2 separate regions of the Homo sapiens genome follow, and region 1 is linked to region 2. Evidence: chromatin contacts called from ENCODE Hi-C or POLR2A ChIA-PET data. All regions are on one chromosome and are shown on one strand. The core of a region is the stretch at or near the end of the contact, and the rest is flanking DNA. Distances in the headings are between cores, read along the strand shown.

Region 1 (6,762 bases), core at 1,166-3,665, 370 kb before region 2:
ATGGAATGCATAGTTTTTTTTTTTCCTGTAAAGTATTTTTTTAATAAAAAAAGTCTGATTTGTCCTTTACTGGTGTTTCATCACAAAATGCATAGCATATGTGAGTTCTAAATACCTGGAACCTGTTTTTAGAGGACGAATCCCTCACCTACTGTATCCCCTACTACTTCAAAAAAAATTTTTAGAAAATCTTATGACTTCTTTCCTAAAGATGTCTGGGGAAAATTCCATCCATATTGAGATGCAATTAGTTTGGGGGAAGAAGAAAAAATACACTTGACATTTGTTGTAGTTAATGCCTCTTAATTGCTTAAATTGGTGTGTATCTACTTAAAAGAGGACAGTCTTAAATTTTTATTCTGGTGATGTGGATTTTCTTGAAAGTGCATTGAGTATTAATGAAGATGGCGTATAGACTTTTATGTCATTGATGTATTAATGTGACACAACAAAATGGATTTCTTTCCTCATCAGTTTTTGTGTGAAGTTATCTTTAATTGAGGTACCTGTCCTAAGCACTGATAGCCTTTGGTTCTGTCTAGGAAAGGAAAAGAAAGGGACTTCACATTTTTTGAGTAACTGCCATGGGCCAGGCAGTTTATATGAGGGTTTCTCATTTAATCCTCACATCCTTAAGAAGGTGACTATCTCCATAATACAGGTGAGAAAACAGGCTTGTTAGTTGAATAAATTGCTTAAGATCACAGATTATTGGTTGGGAGCAAGGATTCAGACCTTGTTCGCTGGTAGCCGCAGGAAGCACTGAATAGTTTCCAACAGGGCACCTGAAAAATGGTTTACTACTTACCACTATTCTCTAATACTTCTTACCTGATTCAGTTCCTCCAGACACTCCCTGAAAATCTGTGTGCCAAACAGTGAAGTAAAGTACTTTTGCTATTAATGTAATTGAGGTTAAATATTTACGTGTGCAAAATTCGACGTTTTTCACTTGTCATTTATCTCTTTTTTCAAGTTGGCCATTTGTCTTGAAGCTCAACAGAATTGTAATGTTTAGCACTAAGGAAAGGAAAAGCTGTCAAGGAGCAAAAGCAGAAGGAAACCACTGCCAATGTGTGCAATATAAAAATAAGGGTAAAATAATTTTTACTTTATTTGAGACAGGTCTCTGTTGCCTAGGCCGAAGTGCAGTGGTGCAATCATAGCTCACTACAGCCTCGAACTCGTGGACTCAGACGATCCTCCTGCCTCAGTCTTCGAAGTAGCTGGGACTACAGGTGCGCGCCACCACCCCCGGCTAATTTTTTTTTTTTAAGAGACGGGGTCTGGCCATGTTGCTAAGGCTGGTCTCAAACTCCTGTGCTCAAGCTACATTTCCGCCTCAGGCCTCCCAAAGCGCCCAGATTGCAGGCGTGAGCCACTGCGCCCAGGCTGGGTGAAGTAATTTGTAAAACTTAGTCCTGTGGGAGTTATTTTAGCTTAGTCGATTTTCCTCATCCGTGAAATGGGATAACTTCCACCTGGTGCCCACTCAATAGATAAGAAGAAATAATGTCTGCAAAACATTGAGTACAGCGCCTCTTAGGCTTTCTTAAGTGAAGCTATCATCTGTCATTAGCTTTCTCTGACCCAGATGCTACACGCTGTGGGCTAGCAAGAACACGGCTTCAAATAAGGTGGGGAGAATGGCTGTAAGGGGACAGTGTTCCATTAATGGCCAAAAAAAAAAAAAAAAAAAAAGCAGCCTAAAAATCCTTTTAACGTATCCTTAAATATTCACTTGAGGGTTCAACCTTTCTTTCCTTTCTCCTGACCTCTATCGGCCCTAATTAACCTGTTCCTGCCGCCACCTAACTTTACCCTAATTTGGAAAAAGCTGTGACTGCCCAATACTTGTTCCTCTTTTCCCCCTACACCTTTGAGCACTAGAAAGCTCCAGACCCAGAGCTGCTGAGGGGCGGGAGAGGAAGGGAGTCACTAAGCCGCAGCCTGGCCCTTCCTCCCAGGGCAGCGTAAATTCACGCAAACATTGATTCGTTCGCTCAACAAACATTGGGAACCTAAGTGCCAGGCTTGTGCCAGGCCCCAGTCTCTGACCTCATGGAGCCCACAGCCCACTGGGGAACAGAGATTAAGCCATGAAACACGAAAATGAGTGCCACAAAGACGTGAGCTACTAGAGTATCAGGACCGACCTCCTTTAGACCGCTGGATGGGAGAGTCGTTTGTGAGGAAGTGACTTTTAAGCTGAGGCCTGAAGGGTGATCTGAGGGAGCTGCTCTTGGCCATCGATATGCCGCGCGACTCCCCAGGCCCTCGGACCCGGAGCCTGGACCAAGGCTGGGCGGGAAGGCCCCGGGCCAGGGGCGGAGCCACCTCGGCGGCGAAAGCCGGAAAGCGGAAGCCGAAGGCTGCTGCCCGGTGGTCGGCTGAGCGGCTCTAGCCCAGATCTCAGACGGCTGAGTCACTGCATCCCGGCGCGGCCCGCAGAAGACGAGCGCCGCTGCCGCCGCCTCCTCCTCCCGGGCTCCCGGGCTCTCGGGGTCCGGGGCCTTTGCACCTGTCTTTTCCAGCTGGGCACAAAGCCTTTTGCTGTCGCCGTGGCGACTGGAGGCCTTCACTTTTAATCCCCCTCATTTTCCAGTTCATTCTCTGCTTATTTTCTGGTCAGTCCGTGACCCTGTAGGCGGCCTCTGACCGGCGATCGATTTGCCGCCCTCAGGGCGCTGGGCGGCCGGCTGCCTCCGAAGCTGGGGCGGCCTCCGCGGTCTCCATGGTAACGGCCTCTCCGGCGTCTCCGCCTGGAGGGGAAGATGCGGCCTGCCTGGCCCGCCGCCTCGCCCCCGGCCTCACGGTGGGACCCCGGGCACTGAGGACGGAGGTCCCGGGCGCCGGCCCGCGGGGCAACGGGCACTAGGTGAGAGCCGGACGCGGGCGAGCGAAGGAGGCGGGTGCCGGGCGACTCCAGCGGCGGCCCCTGCCCCTCCCCCGCACCCACGAACACGCTCGCCCGATATATTGCAGAGGCTTCTCCGGTCGCCGCTGCGCCAGTTTTTTTTTGTTTGTTTGTTGTGTTTTCCCTGGCAAACAGCTGGAGAAAGAGCAGCTCATGGAGAGGCTGAGAGAAGCGGTTTTCGCGTCCTACCCAAACTGGGAGAGTAACCTTCAGCAGCTGGACTCACCGATTGGTTTTCCTTCATTTTCAGTGAAATCCCATTCTCTGGCTGGAGACACAGATGGCCTCAAATGAGAGAGATGCTATATCGTGGTACCAAAAGAAGGTAATACATATATATATTTTTTTTATTTGTAAAGCATTCTTCCTGCAAAAAGCTCCCACAAATAATATAATGTTACTTTCCCCCGAGTTTAGTAGTGCCAGGTGTTCATGTATACTTCAACATAAATGAAAAAAAAAAAAAAAAGATGTACAAGGTCATTATGTCTTTTAAACCCGGTTCCAGGTCCCAGAATAAGGTTTACAAGCCACCTCCTTCAGGCTGCATACACAATGCCACCGCAATGCTTTGAAAGTTTGCTTCTGATCAAACTGCTTAAAAACAAAAAAGACATGAAACCTGTATGTGCACAGCTCAGATTGATACTATCAACAATCTTATTGAGCTGTTCCTTATCTTTTATTCCTCTCTAGTTTTTCTAGTGCTCTTTTCCTTAAGAAGTGGATTTTTTTTTTTTTTTTTTTTTTTTGAGACGGAGTTTCGCTCTTGTTGCCCAGGCTGGAGGGCGATGGCGCGACCTCGGCTCACTGCAAGCTCCGCCTCCCGGGCTCAGCCTCTGGAGTAGCTGGGATCACAGGCGCCCACCACCACGCCCGGCTAATTTTTTGTATTTTTAGTAGGGACGGGGTTTCACCATGTTGGTCAGGCTGGTCTCAAACTACAGGCGTGAGCCACCATGCCCGCCCAAGAAGTGGAAATATCTTTTAAGGTAATATTAATTTGAAATATTTTGGGCATTGCTTTTGAACTTACTTTTAGGTCCAGCTATTTTAGATTTTTGAAGGAAACAGTCCTTCGAAGTATTGATTTATTCTAACTTTTGAGAAGCATATTTTCCACATAGCATATTGATACTTAATAGGCTCATGACTTTTATGAGGCTTGACTTAATAATGTAAGGATTTCCTTTGCATCGTTTAACTAATAGACTACTCCCTCTTTCAGATTGGAGCCTACGATCAGCAGATATGGGAAAAGTCAATCGAACAGACTCAGATTAAGGTAAATTGATTTCTTTGATTCCGCCTATGTTTCACTGCATTAATATGAAGAGTGGAATTGTACTTACCTGGTAAACTCTGCATTTAACTACCAGTATGGCATTCTTTAATCTTTGAAGGTTATAAGAAAAGCAGTGCAAGCATAATGAGAAGTGACACTTGATTTTTGGCCTCACTATCAGGAAAACAGAAAGGAGTGAGTTGTTCTATGATGAATTAGAGAGCAAATGTCCCATATAAATAGGGCTGGGGTTACTTAGCTCTGGCTAGTTTTTACCACTTGGCAGTGCAGGTCCAAATATTGCCAGAGTTTCAGATTTTTCAAGAGAAGCTGGAAATACACATTTTTATATGAAATATATTGTGCATTTTGTGTCGGATTTTTAAGAGACTCTTCCTTCTCTTCCTCCTCCTCCTTTGCAAGCCAAATAAAATCCATTTGTGGCCTGAATCCAGCCTATGGTCCCCCATTTTATTCAATCACTGGCTTAGAGTATGTGTTTTTGTTTGTTTTTTTGTTTTGTTTTGTTTTTGAGACAGAGTCTCACTCTGTCGTCCAGGCTGGAGTGCAGTGGCGTGATCTTGGCCCACTGCAAGCTCCGCCTCCTGGGTTCACGCCATTTTCCTGCCTCAACCTCCAGAGTAGCTGGGACTACAGGCGCCCACCACCACGCCCGGCTAATTTTTTGTATTTTTAGTAGAGACGGGGTTTCACTGTGTTAGCCAGGATGGTCTCGATCTCCTGACCTTGTGATCTGCTCACCTCCGACTCCCAAAGTGCTGGGATTACAGGCGTGAGCCACCGCGCCCGGCCTAGAGTATGGTTTTAAGTTTTTCAGGTTCTTAAACTTTTTTCTACACAGCTCTTAGAACTGAGAGGATTCTTATTTTATACTAACCAAGTGACCAAAAACTGTTATATAATTCAGAATGCCAGTTTATTAACTTATAATAGGGGAGGAGAGGGTTAAATTATCTTCTGATATTCCAAAGTCAGAGTTGTGGGGTTAAGCCATTTGGGGATGCTGGTACAAATTCATCATGGAATGGTTGCTTGGTAACCAAATGTAATTGGATAGTCTTGAGATGTGGAAAAGCCTAAAGAACCATCCTTGGCCCTCAAAAGAATATAACTCTCTGCGACTTTAATACTTACTTAAATCTTATGGATTCAGGGCCTCACTTCCTTGCAAAGTGCTGATAAATGCCAGCTGATTCTTGTTTTTGCATTACCTTTCAAAAAGTATTGCAGCAGACCCTTCATTAATACTTAAAAAAACTGGGTGAATACAACTTAATATTATCTGTTCTGTTAAATAGGCCAATCAATAGAAAGCTACTTGAACAACAAGTAGCCGACTAACTTTTCACAATTTGGTATAGTCCTTGATTATTTATATTAGTGGGAGATGGGGTTAGGATGAATAAGTCTCCAGATTTTATTTTGTGATTCTCTAAAGCCTGTCCTGTTATTTTTTTGTGAGCTGCTAAACATCACTGATAGTAAGTATGGTGTAATGGAAACAGCATAGAAGTGGAGTTTGATCTTGTTTTGTGATCTCTAGCCTTGTTATCTAACCTTCTTCCCCTAGCCAATTTAAAGATTTCCTTCACCCTTTTTTTTTTTTTTTTTGAGACAGAGTCTCGCTCTGTCACCCTGGTTGGAGTGCAGTGGAGCGATCTCGGCTCACTGCCAGCTCCGCCTCCTGGGTTCACACCATTCTCCTGCCTCAGCCTCCCGAGTAGTTGGGACTACAGGGGCCCGCCACCATGCCCAGCTAATTTTTTGTACTTTTTTTTTTTAGTAGAGACGGGGTTTCACCATGTTAGCCAGGATGGTCTCGATCTCCTGACCTCGTGATCCACCTGCCTCAGCCTCCCAAAGTGCTGGGATTATAGGCATGAGGCATGAGCCACCGCGCCCTGCCTGATTTCCTTCACTCTTTTCCATGTCATTTAATACATACCTTCCTTTTAGTGCATGATATCAAAGTTATTTGTTAACCTATGTGTGTTCATAGGCCTAAGGGTAGGAAGTGTGTTTGTTTCCTACTCTTAGAACATCTTGATTCATACTAGGAACTCTGTCTGTTGCTATAGTTAATTGAACCCTATCCATCATGCATATTTTTTACTCGTTCTCTCATAGGGTAATCTACCTAACCACGCCTTAATGTATGCTTTTAAATTTAGCGGCGGTGGGAAGAATGAAATGTAAAATAACTATAAACATTTACTGAGCTTTCAGTGTGATAGTAGAAAGCTGAAAAAAAAATTACTCAGCTAATGTGCCACTCTTGTACTAGGTGCTGAGAATACAGTGAAAAAGATAGATGTGATTGTTGCCTTCATGGGTTTCACAGTCTGATAGTGATGGGAGAAAAGCCCAGATATCTTTTTAATATGCTTAAGTCTTAAAAAATGACCAAAGTATAGCATACAAAAAAATTAATGCTAAATTTAAAAATACATGAACACAAATACAATTTTTTGAAAACAAAAAATAAAAACAAAAAATAAAAGAACAAATAAGCAAAAAAAATTTTAAAATAAAAATATTA
Region 2 (5,969 bases), core at 3,377-5,876:
ATCAAAAATCCTAAATATCCCACTAAAAAAAAAAAAAAAAAAAAAAAAAAAAACTAACAAAAAGATTCAAGAGATAAGAAAGGCACAGCATTATTTTTATTTGAATAACATAAATATTTCCTATTTTAAAGCATCCAGTAGTGTTTCTTCACCAACAGGAAGTGTATTTCTAGGAATTAGCCCATTTTAACAAAACTCCCTTACAAATTGGATGTCCCAAAGAGTCAGCAGTGAAGACTTTTACCTACCTTTAACATTACCCAGGAACTGTTTCAACTTGGTTTTTATTTAAACAAACTATAACATTGTTTCCTATGATTTCCATCCCTGGATACACTACTTGCTTAGGGTAGTTGAATGTAATGTGTGCATATGGCAGTAGACAATGATTTCATGTATTTATTGTACCGATACTTAATCTCTGGAATAAAATACACATAATTTACTGAAACTTACTGAAAGCAAACTGCTGAAATATGAGCTTAAAGGTGTATGAAGAAGCATAAAACTCTGCACAATTAGAGTCTGGGGAATTTCAGAACAAAATTCACTACTTGTATATTAATCAGAATAGAAATGGTTTAAGAATATATACTCTGTAGTAAAATCAAAGAAACTAAACCTAGTCATAGTAGTATATCACAAAACAATTTCACCAGAGGTCCAAAGTTCAACTTTACTACTGGGAAAAGACAAAGTTCAAACTCAAATGACAACTTTTCTCTTTGCAGAAAAATAAACAACAGGGTCATAATTAAGAAACAAGTAACTAATCGAGCCAAGCAATAGGTGAAACCAAAGATTCTTCTATAAGCGGGCAAAGTACTGACTACTAAGTACTACACTAAAACAATAAGAAACTACCTAATTGATTCAGGAAAAGCTTCAGATTAGAAACCATATTTTAAAGAGTAACTTTCAATTCTCTATTAAAGATTATAACAACAAAAAAAGGGAAAAAAAATCAAAGCTAAAGACAGTAGCTGCCAGAAAGATGTTAAGTCACCTGGCTGATAGTACTGGCTTTGGGAGGGCGACCCTTAGCACCTAAGTGAAAAGAAGGCTAGGAAGAATCAGTGCTACAAAAGCCATGTTCTACAACCCAGCTCATCCTTCTGCCATGGACTTTGTCAGAAGACAATATGAGAACATTTCCGATTAGTATTACATCTTACAAAAATGGTTAAATTTTACTCTTTCACTGTGCTAGTCTCTAAATGTCATGTTATGAATATGGTTTAATAAAAAGCAACTAGTCAAGACAAGAGAGTGCTAAGTACACTTTACAATACCTTATTAAATTGAAAAATCAATTTCTGTCACAAAGTTTAGATAAAAGCAAAAAATAAAACAATGTTTATGGCAAGTTTCTTTTTAAATTCCCTTACTCTATTTTCATCCTTTCCAAAATGAATCACAATAAAGAATCTTTGTCTCTTCTGAAAATAATATTTGTTTTTAATCAAACTCAAAAGTTCTACAGATAACCTCTTCAAATTCTTAATTTCTAGTATTTAAAGTCTGTTTAACCTGCAAAAATCTTGCTATTTTATAACAAATGTTGCTTTTAAGCAAAGCCATTTAAGAAAGCCATTTAATATAATACCTAACATGAGGCTATTAAGAAGCTAAGAATACTATTTTTAAAAGAGATTAAAAATTTTAAATTACAACCTGCTTAGAAACAATATTAATCTCAAATAACACAGACATAATGGTATCTTGAGAAATTACTGACACAAAGTGTCTCTTCAAAAAACAAGTGTAGTATTCAGAACTTTATTACTAATGACTACAAAATGTTCTGTGGCCATTAATACGTTATTCCCTTTATTTTGGCTAAATCTTTAAAATAGAACAGTGTCTGTGGCTGTCAAGAGGGCAAAACTGTATTACTCTAATAATGTCAACTACATACGGGGGCATAGGATGTTTATTCAACACAGTTAATATTACTAATGCTCTAAATCTTGAATTATTGTTAAATATAATATAGAGGTTGAGAAAAATGTATAACAGGTAGATTAGACTAATGTTATGAAATAGCCATCTCTTCAGTCTTCTAAAAAAGATCACAATAATTTAGAATACACCAGCTTCCATGTCAATATATCAACTTTAAAATTTCTAAAAATAAGTTATATTCTCATCTATGCCCTAACGAATCAAAACAAAACACAAAGAAATGATGCAGATGTTCTCACTATTCACTAACTCATGGGATTTGAACTAAGATTTGGCAGCTAGACTAGTAAATGCTGTCTATATAGCCTTTTGCATATTACAGACAGTGCCTGACTAGCTGAATTACAGCCCCAAAAGTCTTTCCTCTGCCTTTCACACATGGCTGTAAAAGTTAGAGTTAAGAAAAAAATTTACAAATTCTCAAAACTATACAGAAAAAGCTGTTTAAAGTCTGCCAAAGTTTTAAAAAATTAACAACAATAAAAAGAAAACCTCACCACATAAACCCATACACTTAAAATGAATACGATGGAATACGCTATAGAAAGAAAATCTTAATTATGACCTTAGGAGCATGTGAGTCTGTGTGTATACATATCCACAATACACAGACATATGTAAACTGCACCACAAACCATCAAGCCCCATTAAGCTCAAGGACTATTAAAGATATATTAATATTTCCAAAGCGAGCTGCTGAGAAAGAAATGAGAAGGAGATAACATATTAAATTTTTATCCAGAATTTTCTAGCATTTTGCCATCAAGGGATGGACTGCTACCTAGCCCAGGTAACAATTAACCAGCCCATTATATTTTGATGCACCGTATACTCAGCAGAGCACATTAAGGAAAAACAGTTTGGTTTCTAATAATGTTACAATCACAATTCTCTCTCCCACAAACATCTAAGACGACAGAACCACATTCTATCTATGCTGAAACAAAACCAACAATGCTGTCTATAACAAATTCATAAGAACTACTACATACTATCAGATCTCACTGTATGCTGTCTCTGATCAATGCTTTGAAACTGACGAGTATGCCATAAACATAACGTGCTTTGCAGCAATTTTTACTAGCATAAAAGATACCAGGGCAACAGAGGCTCCTTTAACCTACCACTTCAACAAAATTCTGTAAAATCAAAAGCGTTACAGAAGCTTTCACTCCGCTAGGCACCTAGGTCTTCCTGCAAAACCCAGACTCTATTCAACAGCTCCCTGCAAGAACACACCAGTCTGCCACATATCACATATTGTACCGTCATCGGTACTCAGACACCTGAACCACCTGGACTGACAGAGTTAGGCTGTCAGCTCTGAGATGTCTGCTAGAGTGCAAGAAACACTGAAGCAGCTAAGCCCTTCCAGGTACACCAGGTGGTAACCTTGGCACCAAGTGCCTCTATAGTAAAGTCCCTTTTTCCCTGTTAGAAGATGCGTAAGATCGTTCCAAAGAAAATGTTACAATCCTAAGGGCCTTTTTGCACAACACAGGAAAAGGCTGGCCTTCTCTAGTCAAAAACTCTTGTCTGCGGGGGGAGATGGAGCTACAAATGTAGGAAACCCAGCTTCTAGTCGCAATTCTGTGACAGCTAGCACAGCTAGCAGAGCAACCGCGCCAAGCCAGAGCTCAGTTTTCCCTTCGGCAAAATGGGACTCACCAACGCCACCCCTCCCCCTCGTCAAGGAGTCTGGCACACCCTAGAGGTCTAAGATTACCCGGGACAATACGCGGTGGGGAGGTGCCGCCGCTCCCAGGACGCCCACCCTGAAGCCCCTCTCCCCAACACCCCGAGACAGATACGCAGGGCCGGCGTACCTGGTTTCACAGTCTTGAGACGGATGGGCTCGCGGAAGTGGCGGATGACAGCCAGGGTGTCCCGGTTGGTGAGCCCGCTGACAGGCGTCCCGTTTACCTCCAGCAGCACATCGCCTGGGCTGGGCGCCTTGCCCGAGACGACGCAGCAGGTGCCCCCGCCGGGCTCCTCGCGGAGCCGCCCCAGGTAGGGGAACTCGCCACGCTCCGCGCCACCGCGGATCTCCGCGCCGAAGTCGCCCGGGGGCCCGGCCCAGGACACGGCGCACTCCTGCACCTTGCTGAGCCAGTGCTTCTTCTTCTTCAGCGTCTTCGACATCCCGAACCCCGCTGCACCATGGGGGAGACCCCGCGCGGGCGGCCGGGGCGCCGCTCCGGCCCCGTCTCAGCCCGGGGGCCCTGGGCGGCCCGCGCAGCCCGGTAAGGGGGGCCTCGCCGCTCCGGCCCCCACCCCGCGACCACAGCCCGCTGGGGGCCCGGCCGTTCCCAGACGCGAGACGCCCCTTGGACGCCCCTCCCGGCTGCGCTCCCCGGGGCTGACCGGACTCCGCGAGGGCCACCGCGGGTTAGGCTGAAGAAAGGAAAAGGGAATTGTCCCCAGGAGGTTCCAGAAGGGGCTTCGGGCGGGGTCACTGCCGCCGGCTGGTCCCTGGGCTCAGCGCCCGAGCGGCGGGAAAGGCTGAGGCGGGGGGGCGGGGAGGTGAAGGGGGAAGAGCCGGGAACGGGAAAAATCCGTGGGGGGCGCGCAGAAGCGCGCGTAGACCCGTCGCGGGATCGATCGTGGCCGCTGCGGAGCTGTAGCGCGGAGACCAACGCCTGCCCAAGCTGCCAGGAAACTGCCGCTTTCAAACCAGCCGCAACCTCCTCCTCCTCCCTTTTCCCTTCCCCCGGCCCTCGCCCATCCCTCATCCAGAGCCCCGCCCCCTCCCGCCGCGCGGCGCCCGGCGCGCTGCCGTCACAGGCTGGGCGCTTGGGAACGAGCCCCGGCCCTGGACTCTCGCGCCAGGGATTGGCCCCCGGCGGGCAGGAGGCGGACCGCCAACGAGAATGGGGACCACTGGTTGGTCGGTGCGAGTGGAGGAGGCGGGCACTAGAATGACTGAAGTTTAGAGAGGGTGGAAAAAAGAAGTTTGGAGAGTGAGGGAGGGCGCAGAGGAGGGGCAGGGGAGTGGAAGGGGCTGTAGGTCGCAGGGCCGGGAGAGGCCCTCTGCGCGGCGGCTGGAGCCGAGGAAAACTCGAATCCGAGAGGGACCGAGCTCCCCGAAGTGGGGGCGTGGCCGGCGAGTTAGGCGGAGACGCGGGCGGAGCCTCTGAGCCTGTGCGGGGCGCAGAGAGGGGCCGGTGTGCTTAGATTGGAAGACAACGTGCGGAGTCCTGAGCCGGCCGAGGTTCCGGGGCCTTTAGGGTGGCCTGTTACAGCCGATAGTTTGCATTGAGTGGATATTGCTTGTTCATTCGTTCATTCAACAGATGTTACTGAACGCCCATTGAGGCAGGGCTTCGGAGTCCGGTTGATGAAAGATATTATAAAATAGAGTCCGGCACTGCTGTATGACCTAAGACAAATTAGACAACCTCTCTGAGCCGCAGCGTCCTCAGTGAAAAGTGAAGATTACAGAAGATGTACAAAATAACTGCATAGTGCCTGACAGTGGGTGGTTGCCTCTTAAAGTTTGGTAGCTGCTGCTGCTGCTGCTGATGACGATGACGATTTTGTGTTAGATATTGTGCTAGGTACTGGGATTCAAGGGTGAAGAAAACAGAAGCCCCGCTATTGAGGAGGTTACAGTCTAGTGGGAGAGACTGAGAAGTAAGCAGACTGCCTGAGGTGAGGGAGTGGGGTGGAGGTAGAAGGTGGATTATTAAGAACTAACCTGGTAGCCAGCAGATCTGGTTGGAGTCCTGACATGCTACTTACTTGCTGTTTGACCTTGGCCAAATCTCAGTTAAAGGAGGTGAAGGGAGAACGAACATTAAATAAAAGATATCGTAGATCCCTTCCAGCTCTAATTTTTCAGAAATTTCACTTGAGCTTTCTCTCTTCCCCGGCTTGACTTACACTCTTCCCTGTCTTTGGAATGCCCTTCATCTCATCTCTTTTAAAACTCCTATCCGTCCTCATCCCAAATGCCGGCTCTTCCAGGTAGCTTTCTCTGATTTCTTGCCCTCAAGTGGAAAGTG

The links. Hi-C counts contacts between places; a loop is a spot of excess contacts on that map. ChIA-PET counts read pairs that join two places held with the same protein, here RNA polymerase II (POLR2A). Pooled maps may share reads with other maps.
Region 1: a map of breast epithelium shows a loop between it and region 2 (14-fold over the local background). The contact joins the promoter of PHTF1 here to the promoter of MAGI3 in region 2. A Hi-C loop is called at or near these places in 9 of 168 maps with a recorded cell type or tissue (B cell, CD4-positive, alpha-beta memory T cell, MCF 10A and 5 more), 3 of 37 single-sample maps with no recorded cell type and 20 of 50 pooled maps. POLR2A ChIA-PET finds 5 or more read pairs at or near these places in 10 of 52 experiments (A549, Caco-2, HEK293 and 6 more).

Annotation. Positions count from the first base shown.
Region 1 is chr1:113,755,139-113,761,900 of GRCh38, reverse strand. PHTF1 (putative homeodomain transcription factor 1) reads left to right here and starts at 2,415. Exons shown (of 19, transcript NM_001323043.2): 1 at 2,415-2,878; 2 at 3,168-3,242; 3 at 4,146-4,202. The coding sequence starts at 3,198. RSBN1 (round spermatid basic protein 1) reads left to right here. Exons shown (of 7, transcript NM_018364.5): 7 at 1-69. RefSeq lists enhancers at 1,963-2,542, 4,821-5,376 and silencers at 2,693-3,012, 3,646-3,775.
Region 2 is chr1:113,389,172-113,395,140 of GRCh38, reverse strand. It overlaps MAGI3 (membrane associated guanylate kinase, WW and PDZ domain containing 3), which reads right to left and starts at 4,626. Exons shown (of 21, transcript NM_001142782.2): 1 at 3,792-4,626. The coding sequence starts at 4,107. RefSeq lists enhancers at 3,581-3,630, 3,681-4,180 and silencers at 3,861-4,020, 4,081-4,210, 4,621-4,980, 5,011-5,060.